4 separate regions of the Mus musculus genome follow, and regions 2, 3 and 4 are each linked to region 1. Evidence: chromatin loops called from intact Hi-C (ENCODE). Cell type or tissue: heart. All regions are shown on one strand.

Region 1 (5,000 bases):
TGATCTAGTTGGGAGCCAATACTTAAAAAGAAAATCATCTTTTCACATTTGTAGTCCAAACTGAGACCTCCCAGCAAGCTGCTCCCAATTGGCTCATCATGACGTGTCTGCTGAATGTGTGGGACTAAGTCCATCAAGTCAATCAGCCAATCAATCAATCAATCAATAAGTAAGTAAGTCATGTTACATAGCTCTGAGATGGAGAGGCCAGAGAGGAGCACTACGGCAGGAGAATTGTAAGTTTGAGGCCAACCTGGCAAGATCCTATCTCAGAGAAAACAAACTCGGTCATCCTAGCTCTCAGGCAGCTGAAGCAGGAAAGTGACAGCAACTTCAAATCTAGCCTGGGCTACATATGAGACCTGATATCAAAAAATTAACCAAGAAACAAAGAGATGGCAGATCATATTTGAGAGCCCCACATACTAGGGTAAAACTACGGAGATGTAAAGCAATATTTACAGTAATCCACAGTCTAATGGGAAGAAATAAAATATCACATTTTTTTCTCCTATTCAGAAGCTAGGTTGAACAGTGAGTGTGTGTGTGCACACGTGCGTGCGTGTGCATGTGTGCATGTGTGCGTGTGCGTGTGTGTGTGTGCATGCATGTGCATATGTGTTGAAAGTATATGGGGAACTATGGAGGAAAGGGGGTGACTAAAAGAGAAAAGGAGGGAGCTGGAGAAATGACTCAGCGGTTAAGAGCACTGACTGCTCTTCCAGGGGTCCTGAGTTCAATTCCCAGCAACCACATGGCAGCTCACAACCATCTGTAATGAGATCCGATGCCTCTTCTGGTGTGTCCGAATACTGCTACAGTATATATAAAATAAATAAATAAATAAATAAAAATTTCTAAATAAATAAATAAATAGAGAAGGAGAGATGAGGACAGATAGCAGAGGATAACAAGGGGACTTCTCTGAGGAGAAGGGGAGAGGCAATTGGGGGAAGGGATTAGTAAGAGTGAGGCTGGGAGGAGGGAGAGGGGCTGTGACCAGGATGTTAAGTGAATTTTTTTTAATTATTGAAAAGAATGATAATGGAGGGTAAATAAGACCATATAAATAGTTAATATATATAAAATGTCATAACGAAACCTACTATTCCTATGCTCACTAGAAAAAAATTAAAAAGAAAAATACTCTTCTGCAATCAGGTATACATGGTGTAGTGCAGCCACCCTGACATTTAACATGTTTACTGAGTCAGCTTTTCTGCACCCAGGTCCTCGTGCATGCACAGCATGGGGTGAAAGCAGCAAGTTCTCATAGGACTGTTGGTCACACTGAACAGAGGAAAGCTCCTTGCCAGGCGTGGTACACGCACCTCTAATCCCAGCAATGGGAAGGCAGAGGTCAGCTGGGTCTCTGTGAATTCAAGGACAATCGGTCTCCATAGTGACCTCCAAGAGAGCCAAGCTGCATAGAGAGACTATCTCCAGGGAGGAAAAACAAACAAACAAACCAACCAGAGAAGGGGAAGGAGGGGTGAGAGGGCAAGCAGGTGGGCACCTGAGACAGTAAACTGAGAAGTCCATCAATACTCAAGTTATTCGCCGATTTTGTATTGGGAGCTGAGGCACTGGCCTAGGCATGATAAATGCCTGATCTTCTAGATTCTGCTAACTGGGTTCTGGTTTTGTTTTGTTTTTTTAAGATTTATTTATTTACTTATTTATTATATATAAGCACACTGTAGCTGTCTTCAGACACACCAGAAGAGGGTGTCAGATCTCATTACAGATGGTTGTGAGCCACCATGTGGTTGCTGGGATTTGAACTCAGAACCTCTGGAAGAGCAGTCAGTGCTCTTAACCACTGAGCCATCTCTCCAGTCCCTGGGTTCTGTTTCATGTCACATTTTTTGAGAGGAGGAAGCTGAGGCCCTGGGGAACACGTAGAGCTCTCTCAGAGCACTCAGTAGCAGTGGGGTTCATTTAAACTGAGCCTATGAATGACCAGTATGCTGGGCCCTCCTGGGAATACAAAGACCCAAAGCAGGGACTGATAAAACATTGTCCTAAAATACCTCATGACTCAGTAATCTGGCTCTGACTTTAAAATTTTTAGATCAAACATCAGATTCTAGGGTCTGTAGCATGTACAAAGGGGCCTGCCCTGACACACTGAGTCTCCAGTCTTGCATCTGTTCCTCTTCTCAGATCACCGGCTGCCGCTTATCCAGGCTGCTGTTTGGAACTGGATGCCACACCCTTCAAAGGTGAATTTCCAGTCCTCGAAGCAAACATCGTGCTTGCTCATGATTTTATATAATCATCTCAGCCCCCAAAGAATGCTGGTTTATAGCTGCTGTCTTGTAGGCTGGATAGGAAAATGTGGACAACAGCCCCATCTGCCTGCGAAATAGAAGCAATCTCTAAAAAGCAGCCAACACTGTAGAGAAGCCATGCAAAACATACACTCGTAATAAATAATCAGACTCAGGCTACCCTGACTGGAACATGGCTGTGGCCTCATAAAGAGCATTGTCCCTAATTCGCAGTTTTATATTTAGTTGAATCGTTTCCCTATTTATAATATTCAGTAATTTTAATCAGTAAAATCTTGGTTCTGTTTTTCCTCCCTTTCTTCTCCCTTTTCCCCCCAACCCCCCCCCCCAGAGCCTTGCCAGTACTAGGCCATTGCTCTATCACTAGAATACTTGCCAAGATGTATTTTCCAACTTTTTCTATACTCGAGTTGAAACTATGTATTATAAGATTAGCAACTCACCAATGAAGTCGCCCGGATTATCACCATGCATACTTACTTCGCTGATCCCACATCATCTCATCTGCAAAGTCAGCCTTGCTGGTTACAGTGACATACATGCTCACGTGCCAGGGTGATTGGGACACTGCCTGCTGTAGATCCCCAGCGTTAATGACCTTAGCCAACTACATCGACTACATCCTCCATTGCCCCTCCCAGCTCTGCCCATACCTTTACCCAGTTTGTTAATCTCTCTTCCGACTATCCCATCAGAGTGCTGGCTTCCTTCCAGGACCTAGCGACCAGATTGTACCCTGACCTGCATTTCCAGCTTCAGTAGTCCCTAGGTCCCATATAAGCATGGGTCTTGCCAATCTCTTCAGCTACCAAACCTTTCTTGAGGAGTTGACATCCAAATCGCCCTGGCAAAGGACCCAGTATGAGGCGAAAGGCCCAGAATGCCCTCATCCTGCTATGCTCCAGACAGTCACCCTCGTTCAGGTCTTTGAATTTATCAAGTTCTTACCCTTAATCTCTGTGCCTTTATGGAGTCCCTTCTTCCTAGGCCCTTTCTCACTGCTAAATGTCACCTACTCAGAGATGACTTCCACCACTATATTGTGCAAAGTAAGATCTGGATGCACACACCATGGTTTAAATTTATTATTTTATCTTTTAATTCTTTTATAATGCCATTTAACTTATTATGTAACTATCTGAGTGTTTGTTTGTTTGTTTTTAATGTACTCTCTACTTGATTGCTAGTTCCTTAAGAAAAAGAAATGTGTCTCAACAGTCTTTGGGTGACTCTTACAAAGCATTTGTTACATGTGCTGTGTAGTTATGTCTTAGACTATTAGAAGCAACAGTTAGACTTTATTTTAGTGTGATCCGATTCCCATTGTTCATGAACTCCCAACCAGCTGTGACCCCGACTGTACTTCCATCATACTGCATGCAAAACGTTGAGTATAAACCATTTCAATAGAGATTTAGGAATGCTGAGCACCTGTCTCTTTCACAAGACAAAGATGAAAAACAGCATCCTTTGGTTGCTATGTGTAACTATTAACTGGAATTGTGATGTGTATTACGGACTAAGCACTACGATCAATTTACTTCAAAGCTCCCGTTCACTTCTCACAACAGCTCTATAGTCATAGATCATACTGTCCTTCTTTCCTTCTCCATTGCTGTGATAAACACCGTGACCAAAACTCAACTTGAGGAGGAAAGGGTTCATTTAAGCATATAACTTCCAGATCACAGCCCGACAGTGAGGGACCTCCGGCAGGAACCTAGAGATAGGGGCTGAAGCAGTAACCATGAGGGAATGCTGCTAACTGACTCGCTTCCCACGGCTTGCTCAGCTTGCTTTTTCTTGTGTAACCCGGGACTATCTGTCTAGGAGTGGCACCACCCACAGTGCCACATCAATTGTTAAGAAAATGCCCTACAGACCCACCCACAGGGCAGTCTGATGGAAGCGATTCCTCAGCTGAGGTCGTCTCTTCCCAGATGACCACGGTTTATGTCAAATGCTACCTAGGGCATCATACCATCTCTTGACGATTAATTTTGATTATCAGCTTGATAGCGAGGCACCTAGTAAAGCATAAAGCACACCCTCAGATCTGTCTGTTGGAGTCTCTCCAGAAACTATTAGCTCTTAAGGACACTGACCTGATGAAGGGATCCATCCTTTGGTGGAGTCATAGTAAAATGGCGTAATCAGGTTGTGATGAGAGGTGAGAGGCAAGGACTAGCTGGAAAAAAATAGGTCCCTGGGAGTATGTTCTTGGGAACATATCCTGCCCTGACCTCTTCCTGCCTCCCACTTCCTCTGCTTCCTGCCTACCATGACACGAACTACTCTTGACCTCTCTGCCATGGTGGACTGATACCCAGGAAACAGAGCTCAAATTTTCTTCTCTGAAACTGCTGCTGTCAAGTATTTTTTTTTTCTGAAAATTAATACATCAGCTAAGAACACAGATTTTAGAATCAGGATTTAAATGCACATGCAAACCCTTGCAAACTCTTCAACCTTAAGTTCCGTTTCTTCAGCTAGAAAATTAGTGAGTGGAATGGGTGTGGGGTGGGGGATGGGGAGAGGGTGGAAGAGCACCCTCTCAAAGGCTAAGGGGAGGGAAGATGGGGTGAAGAACTCTGGGGGGGGGATACTAGGAGGAGGGTCAACACTTGGAATGTAAATAAAATAATTTTTAAAAATCAGGGAAGGGAAGGGGAAGGGGAAGAGGAAGGGGAAGAGGAAGGGGAAGGG
Region 2 (5,000 bases), 180 kb before region 1:
GACAGAATGACAAGGGTCACTTACTGTTTTTCTTGGGTTTCAAACCGAATAATTCCAGCACAAACCAGTAAATAGAAATTATGACAGATTATTTCAGTTTTACAGACAGGAAAGGCAGAGCACATATGGTCAAATATTTATATGTTAAAGTAATGTATTTAGTGGGCTTTTAAAGAACTATTTCTTTCACAATTTAACACATATATCTTGATTATAACCAACCTAACTTCTACTCCTGCTAAGTATCACACACACCTCCTCCTCCATATTGAAGTTTTGTTAAAAAGAAAAGAAAGGACATAAAACAGGACCCATGCCCAAGTCTACAGTAGCCAAGTCAACTTCTATTCCCAGAAGACCAGGGCCACAAGGGGCCTGTTTACTTATAAAACAAATGGTCAATGGCTGTGATGTTGCAGTGGTGAGTCTGTGTGTGCATCTCTTTGTCTGTGTGTGTGTTATGTATGTGTGTGTTATGCATGTGTGTGCTATGTATGTGTGTGCTATGTGTATGTGTGTTATATGTGTGTATGTGTGTTATGTATGTGTGTGTTATTTGTGTGTGCATGTTACATATATGTGCTATGTGTGTGCACATTGTGTGTGTGTGTTATGTGTGTGTGCACATGTGAGTGCACTTGTGTGCATGCTTATGTGTCATAATAACCAGGCAAAAAAGTGCGTCTCCGGTTTTCCTGCATAGGGTTGAACAGTGGAATTCTCATCTGTTTCTACATGCATAACTCCAACTGAGCATCCCCCAACTTATGTCTATTTCTAGCTCAACAAAATCGAAAAGTCAGACACAGATGTCTTAAACGCTTGTCCAGAACAAAAGTAAATATGGGCCTAGGGACTCTGCTGAAAAAGAGAGAACTTTCTAGCACAAAGCTCGGGAGACTTTCCTGTGCCAAGTGTTTGCTGATCTCCTGGGAGCTAAGACCAGGGTGCTAAAAGAAAAAGAAAAAAAAAAAAGAAAAGAAAAGAAAAGAAAAGAAAAAAGAAAACACCCTGAAAACCTAGAGGAGCTGAAATAAACATCCCAGAGCCCACATATGAACCGAGCTCGAGACTGGCCATACCAAGGCACCACAGGTAGTTGTTAGAGAAGCCAGGACAAGAGTCCAGGTTTCTTGACGCTGCTTCTTGGGCTCAGGAACACATAAAAACTCCAGATTTGCTTTCGTGGTCATAGATCAAAAGACTGAGAGGATTGACTGCATTTCTAAACAATACCTGAATTTTTTTCAATGACCTGAAAAAATTTTTTTTCAAATGTTTCCATGCACCCACCCATGCTGGATAGTTTTGAGAAAGGGATTTGATGTGAGATGAAGTGCCCTGAGCTTGAGAGACAAAGGCAGGAAGACATCACACGCCCTTTGACTCAGCAGATCCCCTTATGTAAAATCTTCTGCTTTCCCCCCTACCCTCTGTCCCAAACCCAGAGCTCAGAGATCTATCAGAGAAACAGTTGGCTGCTTTTTTCTCAGAAAATTCTTTTTAGGATGGAATAATAATATTCTTGCATATCATATATTACCATGAGTATTTTTTGAGCATTGAATGTGGGCACTATGCAGAGGTTTTCATGGATTCTCATTCCCTATGCAGCCCTATGACATAAATAAGTCTTGCTGTCCTCCCGTACAGAAACGCTGACCTTCCGTGGAAAGTGCCGAGCCTTTTCTAGCTGAATGTCTGGTGACAAATTCTTCATTTTCTGAGACTTACTAGGTGGAGATAACGCGATTCATCTGCCTGTCAGCGTTGCAGGGCTGTGATGAGCTTCAGCAGGAAAAAAAAAAAAAAAAAAAAAAAAAGCTCTCTGAACTCTAAACTGTTCTGTAAATGTTCTAGCTTTTTATATTCATGGGGGGGGGGGGGGCTCCATCCCTGAGCGAGATGCCTCTCAGCCAGACTTAGGGGTAGGGGAGAAACGAACAGGCAATTATGGTGACCACTGTCCTCAGAATCAATCGACTCCTGCTCAGACCATCCCTATGCATGTCTAGGGCAGGTATCCCGTCCCTGAAACTCACGTAGCGATGTAGGCAGACACCCACTCCTCTCCCCGAGACTCTCCCAGCCAACTGCTCTGTGCTTCCTGCAGGACTTAGAGGAGGTGCTTAACAGTGAACTGAGTGGAAACTTCAAGAAGACAGCTTTGGCCCTTCTGGATCGGCCCAATGAGTACGCCGCACGGCAGCTGCAGAAAGCTATGAAGGGCGTAGGCACCGACGAGGCCATGCTCATAGAGATCCTATGCACACGAAGCAACAAGGTTAGTCTAGCTTGAGCCCCTGGTCCCAGCTCCTGGGGGACAGGTTATTTATGCATCACACGTGGCTGAGCCCTGCCGGTGCATCAGACGTGGCTGAGCCGTGCCGGAGGAAGCTAATGCCCTACATGGTAACCACGAGTGGACAAGATTCTGGGCAGAAACGTACCTGCTAAGCTTATGCAGGAAGAACAACTCTTCGGAATCCTCTAGAGGTCTCTACGTTGCTGCCCCTGGCTTGGTGGAAGAGCTATGCCAATCCAGGTTTTGTTTTTCTAATGGATGCACTTGTCACACAGAAGGCAGAACTCTGTTGTATCTGCTCTCAGTCTGACTTCATAGGCCCTCTGCTGTGAAAATCAATAAGTAGCCAAGTATGTTTGCAGTCACTGCCTTGTACATGGCCGTTACCTAGCATAGAGCAGAATGTTTCAATAATGGCCCAGGTGTGTGGAACCAAGGATTCCAGTGAGCAGCCTCTGAGGGACTAGCATCTCCCTGGCAATTTTGTAACAGTAGTTTTTTGTTGATTTATTTGGGGGTGGGGGAGGTTGGAGCTTGGGGTTTTCAATGTTGCTGTTTGGCTTATTCTCTTTTTTTCTTTTTCCTTTTTCTGTTTCCTTTTCTTTTTTGAGACAGAGGCTCGTGTAACCAAGACTGGCTTTAAATTCATTGGGTAGCTAAGGATGACCTTGAACTCCTAATCCCCCTGCCTCCATCTCTGAGTATGAAGATTACAGGCATGCACCACCAAACTCAGTTTTATGTGGTACTAGAGATCAAGCTGAGGGCTTCTCCCAAGTTAGGCAAGCACTCTACCAACTGAGCCATACCCCCAACCCTGATCCTGCGTCAGCAGATCTCCCCAGGTATCCCTTGAGAGTACACTGCCCTTTTGGCAGTTGTTCCGGTGGGGGCATAGCCAACTTGTCTATGGTTCCCCAAGCCAGGAAAGTTGAGAGTAAAGTCCACAAATCATTTCTAGAGATCCCCAGCCTTCTCCACAACCACCAGAGTGGGAGGCACAGTCAAGAAAGTGCTAGAAATGCTCCACATTCTGAGGCTCCCAGGAGGAGGCCCTGCCTCCATGCTCCATGTAATGTTGTGACCCCCTAAAGCTGGCCACCGGCTTCCTCTGCTGGACTGAAACGTAGACTCAGTCAAGTCCCCACAGCACCACTAGGAACCAAGCCATGACAGCAATCTCTAGTCCTTTGAATCTCTGGGATTAATAAGGCTTTCCCATTTCTTTTTCCTTTTTCAGTGCTGGGTGTAGCATGTAGTTTTATCTACCCCACTTTATGATCCTGGGCAGGCCACGCTTCCAGCCACCCACTCAGGGAATCTTTGGATCCTCGGGTGAAAGATGCGTACGCACACACACACACATATTAGCCTATCTTTAAGATGCCTTATTGGCTCAGTGGCTGGGCACTTCTAAGCCTCCCGCAGCTAGAATGCCCTTCCCTTCGGTACTCCTGGATAAACACCTTCCAACTCTACCTTTAGCTTTGCTGTCCTGATATCTTCTGTGATGCCCATTGCTCTTTGCTACCCAGGATGCTTCCGGGTTGCCCTTCCGAGGACCATTTTCCCTTTCTCCCTACATCTTGGATGATCTCTCCTGCAGCTCTGAGTCTGTTCCATCTCTCTCCCCCAAGTATGGGGTCTCCTTCCAGTCCTCTCTGTGTCCTGCCCTGTGCCCAGCCATTGGCTGCTGGCATCTTTATCGATAGATCGAAAACCAGTTGGGGATAAGGACCTTCAGCAGATTCCCGACTAAATCAAGGCATCAGAACTACTCCCCTACAGCTGGGAATTGAACTCAAAGCCTACATCTACCAGGCAAATGCCCTACCAATGAGCTTAATGCCCAGCCTCTAAGCCTTCCATCTCCAGGAGATAGAGTAGAAGCTCAGAAGAGGAGTAGCACAAACCCCACCTGATGTCACTTCATATTCTTCATGCATGCCCACCCTTCCCAGAGATGCCAAGGTCCCTGCAATGGAGGATTCGATGTCAAGAGCAAGCAATACTTGCTTTTGCGACCCATTGCTTTCCTTATTCTTTTCTTAATCTTAGCAGGGCTCCTTTAAGATCTAAGCCACCAGCAAAGCTTTTCTTTCAAACAAATAGACTTGGTGGCTTAAAAAGAAAAATACACACAAAGTGAAGGTGGGGGGCCGGGTTCAGACAGATCCCAGGGGTAGGTGGAGAAAACAAAGGGGGGGGAGCTGCAAAAACAAAGGTGGTGAGCAGCTCCTACCACCTAGTTTGCCTTCCCTCCCCCATCACAGCCCACATCTGCCCACTTGGTGCCCTCCCCACACCTGGCCCTCTCTTTCTTTTTAACTCACTTAAGAGCAGGGGAAATGCCAGTTTTTAATCACTGCTGGCTCAAGCAAAAGTTGAGACGACTCAGAGGTGGGCGACTTGACACAGAGGGTGTAAAACAATTCCTGACAGGACACATTCTAGAGGGAGACTTGGCCTGCTGACCTAGAGAGTTGTTTACAGCACAGGCAAACTGGAAACCACCTAAGCAGCCACCCAGAGGAGCCTAGATAAATCAACTGTGGCTTACGAAGAATAGGATACTGTCTATCCCTTCCAAAAAACACATCCATGATCTGTCAGAGGATAGCTCGGGTCGCCAAGACAACATAGAGTTAAAAATAAGCCACAGAACAATAAGCACCATTTCCCACTGCCTAAAGGT
Region 3 (5,000 bases), 180 kb before region 1:
ACCAATATATTAAGCAACAGTGAAGACAGAAAACAGACATATGATTAGGAGAAGGGACAAGCCAGGCTCTGGAGTTTGGAGCCGTGAAACACAGGAGCCAATTAGACTCACAGTTTCAATGGTAAAGTGCTTAGAAAAGACTCTGAGAGTCAACCTCACAAAGAAATGGCTTCATGGCTGTGTTTCCTAGATATCCCCAACCCTACTCCACTTACCTCATAAAGACATCACCTCACCCCTCAGATCTATAGGGGCTGAGGTCACATGATCACCACCATGAGCATTTCTTCAATGGAGCCCATGAACCATCTTGCCTCAAAAGCTTTTCCTGGACCTAGCCCAGGTTTACCACAAAGAAACCAGAAGTGGGACAGAGCCTGGATAGCCACCATTGCAAGCTCCCTGTGATGGTCTTATGCTTAGTAAAGTTTGCGAAGCCCCACTCCTTGAAGGCAAGAAGATCAGGGGATGGTGATAAGCCATAGCTGCCACAGTGTCCACTCAGCGTGAACAGATATCCCCTAGCTATCCTGGCCCAACCTTCTGAGGGATCCCTGCTACTTGCTACTGAAAGGGAGCTGGCCTTTGGACATCCATCAGTGCTGTGTGTCATAGGAAAACTTTGTGGAAGCCAGAAGGTCATACAGCCTGAGGACCACAATGAGTCTCAACTACACACTTGCTATGATAGCATGGGGTTTCCTACCCACCTCAAACCAGGAGTTTGGGGATAGAGAGATGACACACCTGACCCTCGACTGACAAATAGTGGCTGTATGGCCTGAAAAAAAAAAGGGGGAGACTGGCTCCTGACCTGGGTTCTGCTCCTCTTCCGTGCTCAGAAACATCAGCCACACAGACAGTGACCTTGGAAATGAAAGCCCTGCTCTGGTAGAGATGAAGGTTCCCGTCACACACTTAAGTTGAATTTATTACTATTGCTAACACTGAAAAACTGTTGTAATTCTAGCACTGTAACTCTTGTCTGAGGCAGGGGGATTGGTTGAGTTTGAGGCTAGCCTGGGCTATGGAATAAACCCCTATCTCAAATAAAACCCAAATTAAAAAAAGTAATATCAGTAGGCTTTCTAGGAAACAGTCAACAACCTAACAAGTAAATGGTTCATTCCTTTTCAGCATTTATAGAGTGAATGCCTATGAGCCTGGAAGAAGCGGCTGGGAGTGCTGACTTTCCTCAGTGTGGGGGAAACCCAGTTGTCTACCCAGTTGCCAGGTTGATGAGCACACACCAAACTTCGTCAGCTTGTAAACAGAGCAAAGACAGCAGGCAAAGGGAGGGCCAGAAAGTAGTTCATAGCAACAACACAGAGAAGGGATCTTTATCAGTAGGGTCAAGCATCTTTGTCCCATATACAAGATGAAGGATGCTGGGGACCTGCAGATGGTAATGCAGAAGGTATCCAAACAAATGTAGCAAGGAAAACAAAGGGTGTAGAGGTTGCAGAACACAAGAAAGCAGGGTGTGGTCCAGCTGAGCAAACCTCCATATGAGGTTCTATTATGGAAGACTACTGGCCAAGCAGTGTTCCCATGGAGCCCTGCTCTAGCCCTGGAGGTTCCACTGGGTAGCATCATCTATGCCCATGAGTGAGACTCCATACCTCTACAATATGACAATATGAGCGCAAGGAGGACCCACACTCCTCCCCCAGGCCTTGTAGAGAATACAGGCTATTCTCATTCTGCAGTGGTTTCAACTCAGCTCTGGTTGGAGAGGCATACTATACTGACCCAGAGAACCTTCTAGATCTCATTTCACAACAGTTAAAAAGTCAGATCCTTCCAAACCTCTGCCTGTCAAGTCCAGAAGTCCCACAAGTAGCTGGGACATGCTGTGCCTGTGCAGGTTCCCTGTGTTGTCCCACAAACTATGAGAACATTTCACATCCTCCTTTTCCCTCCCTCCTAGTGAGATGTGCCCAGGACCTTGAGGGCTATTTTGCTGACCTACTATACAAGGCCATGAAGGGTATGGGGACAGATGAGGAGACATTAATTCGCATCATTGTGACCAGAGCAGAGGTAAGAAACACTTGACTCTAAAAAAGGGGACTCCAACATCTTTTCCTCCCACTGATGTCATTGGTTACTGTTGTTGTCGTTGGACTATTTCTCAAAACCCCGTAAGACAAAGACAGCCCTTCCCTTCCCAGAATATGCAGACCACATTGGACTCTACTTCAGCCTTCTCCTTGTCTTTTATTAAGATACAATACTGAGAGCTGCTTCTATTCTTGTCATCGGTGGCTCCAGAGAGCTGGTGGCGCAGTAAAGAGGAACTGCTGGAGCTGTTCCGAGGTAGCACAGCTACACCCAGCTCTATTTTAAGGAAAACAATCCAGAGCCTTGGAAAGGGGTCACCCCGCAGCAAGCAGAGATAGGACACAAGTGACTTCCTCACTCTCTTTATCTAACGGAGCACACCTTACAAGGATGAGTTTTTTTCAGAATAACAAAACAAACAAACAAACAAAAAAAAATCAACCCCACCCCCCAACTAAAATTTCAACAAAACAGTTTCTTGGCTTCTTTTTTTCCAATCCAGACCCTCTCAAAGAGCTATTTTAGACACTTATTTTTTTTCAAATTACTATCTTTCCTCACCCAAACTTAACAGCACAGAGAATACTGAATATCTGCTTATGAGCTCCAATGCAAATACTAGTACTTCATATATAAAAAGACTGGGGCTTCTTTTGCTCCCTAAGGAGCAGTCTGCACCCCCTCTCAGAGAAGAATGTGAGTCTTGGAAAGAGAAGGGCCGGAGTAGGCAGAAACTTGGAAGCAGCCAGCAAGCAAGTGTCACAGAGAGCGCCTGGGGCTGTCAGGCCTTGGTGAGCAGAAGTGAGGTGAAGGGGAAGTGGCAGGCTTGTCCCCGCTGCTGTGGCAGAAGCCTTGGCGAAATGAAAGGAGTCAAGCAGCTGAAAACCACAGACATCTTTTTTAAAAAGTGTTCAGTGGAGAGGGAGCGGTACCAACCCAAATTCTGACCCATGCCTTTCGACAAGCGCTTAACAGCTGACGTTGTTCTTAAATATAGCTTCACAGCAGCAAGGCAGTTCTTTCGTTTTTTTATTTCTGTGCCTGGAATTTCTCCCCCTCCTCCATGCCCCCCTTATTCATGTGAGCAGCTTCTTTGCTATTCTGCTAGAGTTTGCTTTCTCTCCTCAGTTCTGAGTCTCTCTCCCTCCCTTCAGGTGCTCTGCCTTCTTTGTCTCTCCAGCTCTCAGCCACTCAGCCCCTGCTGAAGTTCCAGGGAACTCTTGAGAGCAGCAGAGTTCTATAGACCCTGTGAGAGATTGGGTCCCATCAGATGGGTTGTCAGCATTCCATGTTCAATTCCATCTCCAAACGGACCACATGTGAGTGTGGGTCATCTCCATATGTGGTCAGTCTCTCTGAACCGCTTTGGGCCCAGCACATATATGTTTAGGGGATCCTCTAATCTTCCACTTGGACTAGAAAAAAATGCCAGCTGCTCCATCCTGCCCCTCCCCCAGGGCTGGGCATCCAGCCAGCCAGAGGACGCCCAGCAGGGCAGCATCTGTCCTCCAGTAGTCTCTTGATGGAGAGCAGTATCCACAGCAAACAACTCCTTACTCCCTGACCCTCTCCTACCTTTCGCTCTTCTCTTTCTCAGTACAACCACACACAGGAGAAGGGGAGCCTGATGCTTCTCTATGGTTTCTAGGCCTGCTGTGCAAGGCAGAGCTCAAACCAAAACCAAAATCAAAACCAAACAGAAAACTAAACTTTGTTTCTCTATAAGACTTGTTTTGTCCAGTCTGGAAGGTTTTTTTTTGTTTTGTTTTGTTTTTGTTTTTTTTTTTTTTGTTTTTTTTTTTCTGGTGTAGCTCTCCTCTTTGCAGCTGAAAGAGGCTGAAGCAGGACAATGTTTTGTCTGTTTTCCTCCCCATGTCCCTTCTGCCCCGAGTTCTTAAGCTTTCTATGAATTAGACTCAGAAGAAGTCCTACAAATGGTGATCAGTTTGAAATGTGATAACTGGAACCATTATTCCTCCTGATGTGGTACAAGGAAGAAATCATTTCTTTTTAATATATATATAATTTAATGTGTGTGGGTGTTTTGCCTGTATATCAATCCATGCAACATGTATGCTTGATGCCCAGGAAGAGGGCATTGGATTCCTTGGGTGTCTATCTGGAACTGCAGATACAGTTATGAGCTGCCATGTGGGTGCTGAAAATCAAACTGGGTCTTCTGGAAGAGCAGTCAGTGTTCTTAATGGCTGAGCCAGCTCCCTGGCCCCCCGGCTCCCCAGCTCCCCAGCCCCCCATGCTTAATTTTAAACCTCTGGAAAATCATCTTACCTTCTACCAAACACTGTCAAACTATGATTTGGAAAACCACCTACCTGTTTGTATATAGCTCTGTGGCCCAGAATGACTCCTTTTCAAACACCTATAAGACATTCAAAAGAAAAATGTTTTGTAACAATGAAAATATATGCAGTTTAGGAGGCTCAGAGGTTAAGAGCCCTGGCTGTTCTTCCAAAGGACCCAGATTTAATTCTCAGCACCCACATGGCAGCTTACAAATCTCTGTAACTCCAGTTCCAGGGGATCTGACACCCTCACACACATGTGCAAGCAGTCAAAACACTAGTATACACAAAATAAAAATAAATAAGCCATTTTTTAAAACTTTAAAAAGTATGCAGTTTAAATTTTAGCTCCCATAAATAAAATTTGAATGGAATATGTGCATGAGTAAGTGTATACATACACACATAAAGAAACACATATTTTTAGGGAGCTAAAGTAGGCTTTCTTTTTCTTATCCTCCAAATGTAAATATAATGCCAGCCTAGCTCCTGATGGCTGTTTAAAGATATAATTAATGAGTATGGTGGCGTAGGAGAGTGTTTGCCATTTACAACGCACGTACCATGGATGCTGTCACCTACGTAGTTGTCGTCATCCTTCCCACAGGTGGACCTGCAGGGGATAAAGGCCAA
Region 4 (5,000 bases), 240 kb before region 1:
TACCAAATGGATTCCCTGGGCAGCGCTGGTGACCTCCTTGAGACATTTTGGAAAACAATAAATCCCATTCTTTTACATTCCTGACTCAGGTCTCTGCCTTTCACATTCTAGAGAAATCAGAAACTACAAGGTTGTGGCAGGGCCCCACCCAAAGACACCTTCTGAGTAAACAATAGCTTCAGACATGCAAATGCCATGTGCCGCCTTCTCTGCCAACTATACTGGGTCAGATTAGAGAAAATTACCCAGCTGGTTTGAGCAACCTGAGCTTGTTCTTAAAATGTAATGATGATATCATGTAGCCCAGGCTGGCCTTGAACTCACTATGTAGCTGAGGACACTGCTGACTTTCTGATCCTCCTGACTTTATCGCCCCAGTATTAGGATTACAGGCAAGTGACACTGTCCCTGGCTTGGTGATCTACTCTTCAGAAAAACTATCAAACTATTCATCCCCAAAGTGTCAACAGAGATAATGAGAAGCAGCAACTTTTAACTAAGGAGCTGTTGGATAGTTCCACTCACAGAGCCCAGATTAGCATGCCCTATGAGGAGAAGAATTACCGCTCACAATGATTCCCATGGCTAGAACCTAGAAGTGCTTCCTTCAGGGCAGTGTGATTAAGATACCCTGGAGATAGGGACATTATCTAGGGCTATCTAAATGGCATAGGGTAATCATACGGTCCTTAACCAGGGAAACAGGGATGACGATGGAAACTGACGTCAGTGGTTTGGGATCACAGCCAAGGCTGTGGAAAGCTCCTAGGAGCTGAAAAGGGAAATGGATTCCTCCCTAAACCTCAAGAAACACTCCTGCCAAGACATTTGAATTTCTGATTTCCTTGACTGTGAGATAATAAATTCTTAATATTGAGCTTTTAACATGGTGATTTGTCACAAGAGCAATAAGATATTACTATACTATCCCGAAAAAAATATCCCCATACCCAAACAAGTGGTGTATAAATTTATATAATCACGTTCTTCCAGTTCCAAATGCAAATACCCTTTCGGGGAATAATCCTTTCTCAGCATTAGGAACATGTTATGTTAGGAACAAATACGTTATCCTTTTCAGAGAGTAATTTGAAAGAAAAAGAAATGCTCAGAGATTGAAATGCTCAGACATTAAATGGGGACAGAAAATAGTTTCTCAAACAGAGAGAAGGAAATTGCATTTTGAGCTTCACACTTTTTCTGGGCCTGTCCTTGGCCATGGGTTTAATTCAGACAGGCTCATCCCTGTTCTAAGGACTAGTTCATCACCCCACACATTTGGATTCGGTTGATCATACCTCTAAGCTTTTGTCCTGGCTAATTTCTCTGCTGCCTTCCCCATACTTGGAGCAGGAGATTCTGTGTCCCTTACAAATTGCCGTAGTTTATGTTCTTCCTTGCAAGGAATCACTGGCTAGCCATTTGGTGTCTGTGTGTCGTCTGTCTCACTCTAGAGGGAAGGACTTTGTTTCATTCCGAAGTCTCTCTTCAGTACCTTGAGTTAGGCTTCCAGCATAAGTGCTTAATATTACATGTATTGACTGAATGAAGCTATGTCACAGACGAGCCTTGCCTGACATCTTGTTCAGAATTATAACACATCTCCAGCCCCCTGCCACCCAACACACTGCATTATTTTTCTCCGTAGAGGGGGACAGGAACATATTGCCATCTAATGCGGTCAGTAAGGGATTTTACTGTTTTAAAACATCCTATTTAGTTAGAGCAGAAGCTTCCCAAAGTCGGGGACTCTAGTCTGCTTGCTGTTCAAGCTTACATTAGCTCAGGCACTCAGTAAACACTTGGGTGGATGAAAACACAGAGCAGTATTCTCATGAAAATCCAGAGGACTCTCTTGAAACTTTGGAAAGCCCTCAGCATCTCCCATATCAGCCCGTGGAGCTGGGCTAGCACACATGGGCCAGAGACCCCAGCCCACTTCCTTCTACCCTCTGCTATGGTGGCTGCTCATGGTGGAAATCATCAACACCCTATGCTGAAGTGGAGAAATGCTTCAACCTCTGTCTTTGTCAAAGGAACAGAAAACATCATCTAGACAGATCACCCCAGCCGCCATCCTCCCTGTGTAGGCTCTTCAGAAATAGTAACGCAGTTGCAACTCCTTTTACTTGTCTTACCATTTACTGGGATTTGGGGTACAAAATGCTCATCTCTATTCCTCTTCCTGGAAAATTTTGCATACTGGCACTGAATGGAATTATTTTTAATTATTTCTTTATTTTATGTGAGTACATTATTACTTTCTTCAGACACAACAGAAGAGGACATCAGATCCCATGATAGATGGTTGTGAGCCACCATGTGGTTGAACTTGGGACCTCTGGAAGAACAGTCAGTGTTCTTTACTGCTGAGCCATCTCTCCAGCCCCCTGAGTGAAATTCTAAAGAAACCAAATAGACATTGGAGAGGGTGGAAAGAGCAGAGTAATATGGGGTGTTCCTTTTGCACTATGGAGTTTCTGTGAATAGTGGGCACATTGTGATTCACATTTGTAATCCCAGCACTCGGGTTGAGTCAGAGGATTGCTGAAAACTCTAGGCCAGCTTGAGCTACATAATGAGTTCAAGGCGAGGCTACGCTAACGAGGAGACCCTGTCTCAAAAAGAAAAAGCAAAGTAGTTTCTGGGCTGTTTCCTTTGCAAATGGCAAGCTAGTGAAGAGATAAAGCTTATTTTTACAGAGAAGCAGATAGGTGCTCTGCCATACAGCCTTCTAAAAACTCCAATACTCCATATCTATGTGTAAATATAGAATACTCTATGTCTATCTTCTGAAGTCTGTTTGTGTTCCAGTCACCATGTCTAATGTGGAAAGGAAGATTCCAAGTGTCAACCCAAAAGGCCTCCACCCCAAAGCTGGACAATTGTAGTACTGAAGGTGGCCACCAGGGGCTGATCTCATACAACATTTAAAACCTCTAGTGTCTACTGCCATTGTCTCTTATCTAACTCATTCTCATGGGCCTGTCAGTCTTTGAAACTCCTATTCAAATTCGTCTTCAGTGGTCAACAACACCAAATACTGTTGATTGTGCTTTCTAAAGCATGTCACTTGGGTTCACTGGGCAGTGATCCAGCTGAAGTCAGTCCCATCTCAAGGACCCCATTCACACCTTTAAGTAGCTCCCGGTCCACAGAACCACAGGACAGGACAGTCAGCTGTAAAGCTCAAGCTATTATTAATTGAACATTACATTTCACAGTATCTACGACGAAGAGCAAAGTCTGTCTGAAGATGAATCAATGCTCGGAAGTTTTTGCCTGTTTGTTTTAGTCTTCTTTTGGTTCTGTGTTCCAGGGTTGGCTTTGAACTTATAGCAATCCTCCTGCCTCAGTCTTTCAAGTGCTGAAGTTGTGGGTGTAAGCCACTGTGCCGGTAGGCTTGGAAAAATGGAGACAGAAGAGACAAAATGTTGAAAGCCATGACCAAGAGGTCTCTCTGGAAAGTTCCTCTAATTTGTCCCCATTTCTCCAGCAAACTAGCTAATTTAAATATGTAGAGAATATTGAGGGAAAGAGACACAGAATTTTAAAGTGTGGGTACTATTTTTAAATGGAGACATCGTCCTGGTAACACTAGAAGCACTTGAGAAGTTTGTTTTGTTTTGCTTTGCTTTGTTTTTAAATACCAGTGCCCAGATCTCACATCATATCAATCCGACTTCACACCAGAGGGAATATGTCAGAATCTCTGGAGTGGGAAACCAGGTGCTGCCTGCTTATAAAGTATCGCCAGGAACTCTGATGTGCAGGAAGGGCTGACAACTACTTAGAAAATTCTTTAAGCCTCGGTACTCAATAAGCATTCGTTACGTGGATTTCTAAAATGAGAATGGACAAGGATTAATAATATCTAATTCTAATTCTCTAAGCCAATGATTCTGTTGATCAGATACAATAATCAAATCTATTATGTATAATATATAGTAATTGAAAGCATTATGCTTGGGCAAATACAATATTTCATTTGCATGTGCAAGACAGTCAACCCAGTCTGGGTCTCCTGGAATAAGAAATGAATAGCTTCAACACGCTCTGAAGACCAAGGAAATATTTTTTCCCATCCTTTGACAGCAATCAGGAGACTCATAAGTTAAAAAAGCACACACTTCTGAGCCACCGTGGAGACTACCTGAGTTTGTGTTTTACTTCTGAATTGGTCTGCTTTGGTCCTTCTAGCTTATTAGGATGCTCGGTCACAGCCCAGGACTTGGCTGGAATAGATCTTGTTGTTTCCTTCTACATTAAGTCATCCCCTGTTTACATTGTTACCAACAAGGAACTCTGCACCACTGAACAAGAAATACCAGATCATCCGCTAGTGCAAACTGTGATCAGAGATCAAGGTGTGGGAGAGCGGGATGCTCCTATAACCTCTCCAAATGAGATCTGAGGGACAGATAGGGAACGATACTGGCTATGGCTACTGCTGATTCTGGGAAAATGTCAGTGGCTGTGGAAATAGTTCCTCCTCAGTTCACAGAAATGTAAAATTGTCTTTCCTGTAGGTTTAACAAATGACTACGTCTTTTTTTGTTTTGTTTTGTTTTGTTTTTTGTTTTTTGAGACAGGGTTTCTCTGTGTAACCCTGGCTGTCCTGGAACTCACTTTCTAGACCAGGCTGGCCTTGAACTCAGAAATCCGCCTGCCTCTGCCTCCCAAGTGCTGGGATTAAAGGAGTGTGCCACCACACCCAGCATGACTACGTCTTTTAAGAAACTATAAACTCATAGTATACACTTATTTTTTATTCTTTTCTTTTACTTCATTTTTTTTAATATGGCAAATCTTTTGAATCATACCCCTAGTAAAACTGTGCTCAGGGAGGCAAAAAAAAAAAAATCAATTAAAATTAATTTAAAACTCCAGAGATACCTATATTTCCTTGAGAAAATACAAGCTATTATAAAGAAATCCAAGGTTCAACATTGGAACATGAAATAGAGTTTTAGAGTCTCAGCCAACGACTCATGTTGAAA

The links. A loop is a pair of places that touch in the nucleus more often than their neighbours do. Peaks named below come from ENCODE experiments on the same cell type or tissue, not always from the same donor. Only the 100,000 strongest peaks of a DNase experiment are listed, where the experiment ranks them.
Region 2: it touches region 1 in a loop (2.5-fold over the local background); 16 of 42 quality-filtered maps call a loop at or near these places.
Region 3: it touches region 1 in a loop (2.9-fold over the local background); 15 of 42 quality-filtered maps call a loop at or near these places.
Region 4: it touches region 1 in a loop (10-fold over the local background); 24 of 42 quality-filtered maps call a loop at or near these places.

Annotation. Positions count from the first base shown.
Region 1 is chr15:58,165,855-58,170,854 of GRCm38, reverse strand. It overlaps Gm36112 (a long non-coding RNA gene), which reads right to left and starts at 4,727. Exons shown (of 3, transcript XR_003951636.1): 1 at 4,400-4,727; 2 at 2,775-2,868. In heart, a CTCF peak has its summit at 2,362; DNase peaks (open chromatin) are centred at 2,224 and 4,544; H3K27ac peaks cover 275 bases.
Region 2 is chr15:58,349,976-58,354,975 of GRCm38, reverse strand. Anxa13 (annexin A13) reads left to right here. Exons shown (of 8, transcript NM_027211.2): 4 at 2,114-2,284. Among named protein-coding and RNA genes, the nearest start is that of Klhl38, 28 kb to the right of the region's middle. In heart, no CTCF peak of the experiment used is centred here; no DNase peak of the experiment used is centred here; H3K27ac peaks cover 331 bases.
Region 3 is chr15:58,341,968-58,346,967 of GRCm38, reverse strand. It overlaps Anxa13 (annexin A13), which reads left to right. Exons shown (of 8, transcript NM_027211.2): 7 at 1,933-2,043; 8 at 4,975-5,000. Among named protein-coding and RNA genes, the nearest start is that of Klhl38, 20 kb to the right of the region's middle. In heart, no CTCF peak of the experiment used is centred here; DNase peaks (open chromatin) are centred at 2,287, 2,887 and 3,527; H3K4me3 peaks cover 211 bases; H3K27ac peaks cover 3,171 bases.
Region 4 is chr15:58,408,553-58,413,552 of GRCm38, reverse strand. It overlaps a transcript of Fam91a1 not described here. Among named protein-coding and RNA genes, the nearest start is that of Fam91a1, 4.4 kb to the left of the region's middle. In heart, a CTCF peak has its summit at 2,899; a DNase peak (open chromatin) is centred at 2,932.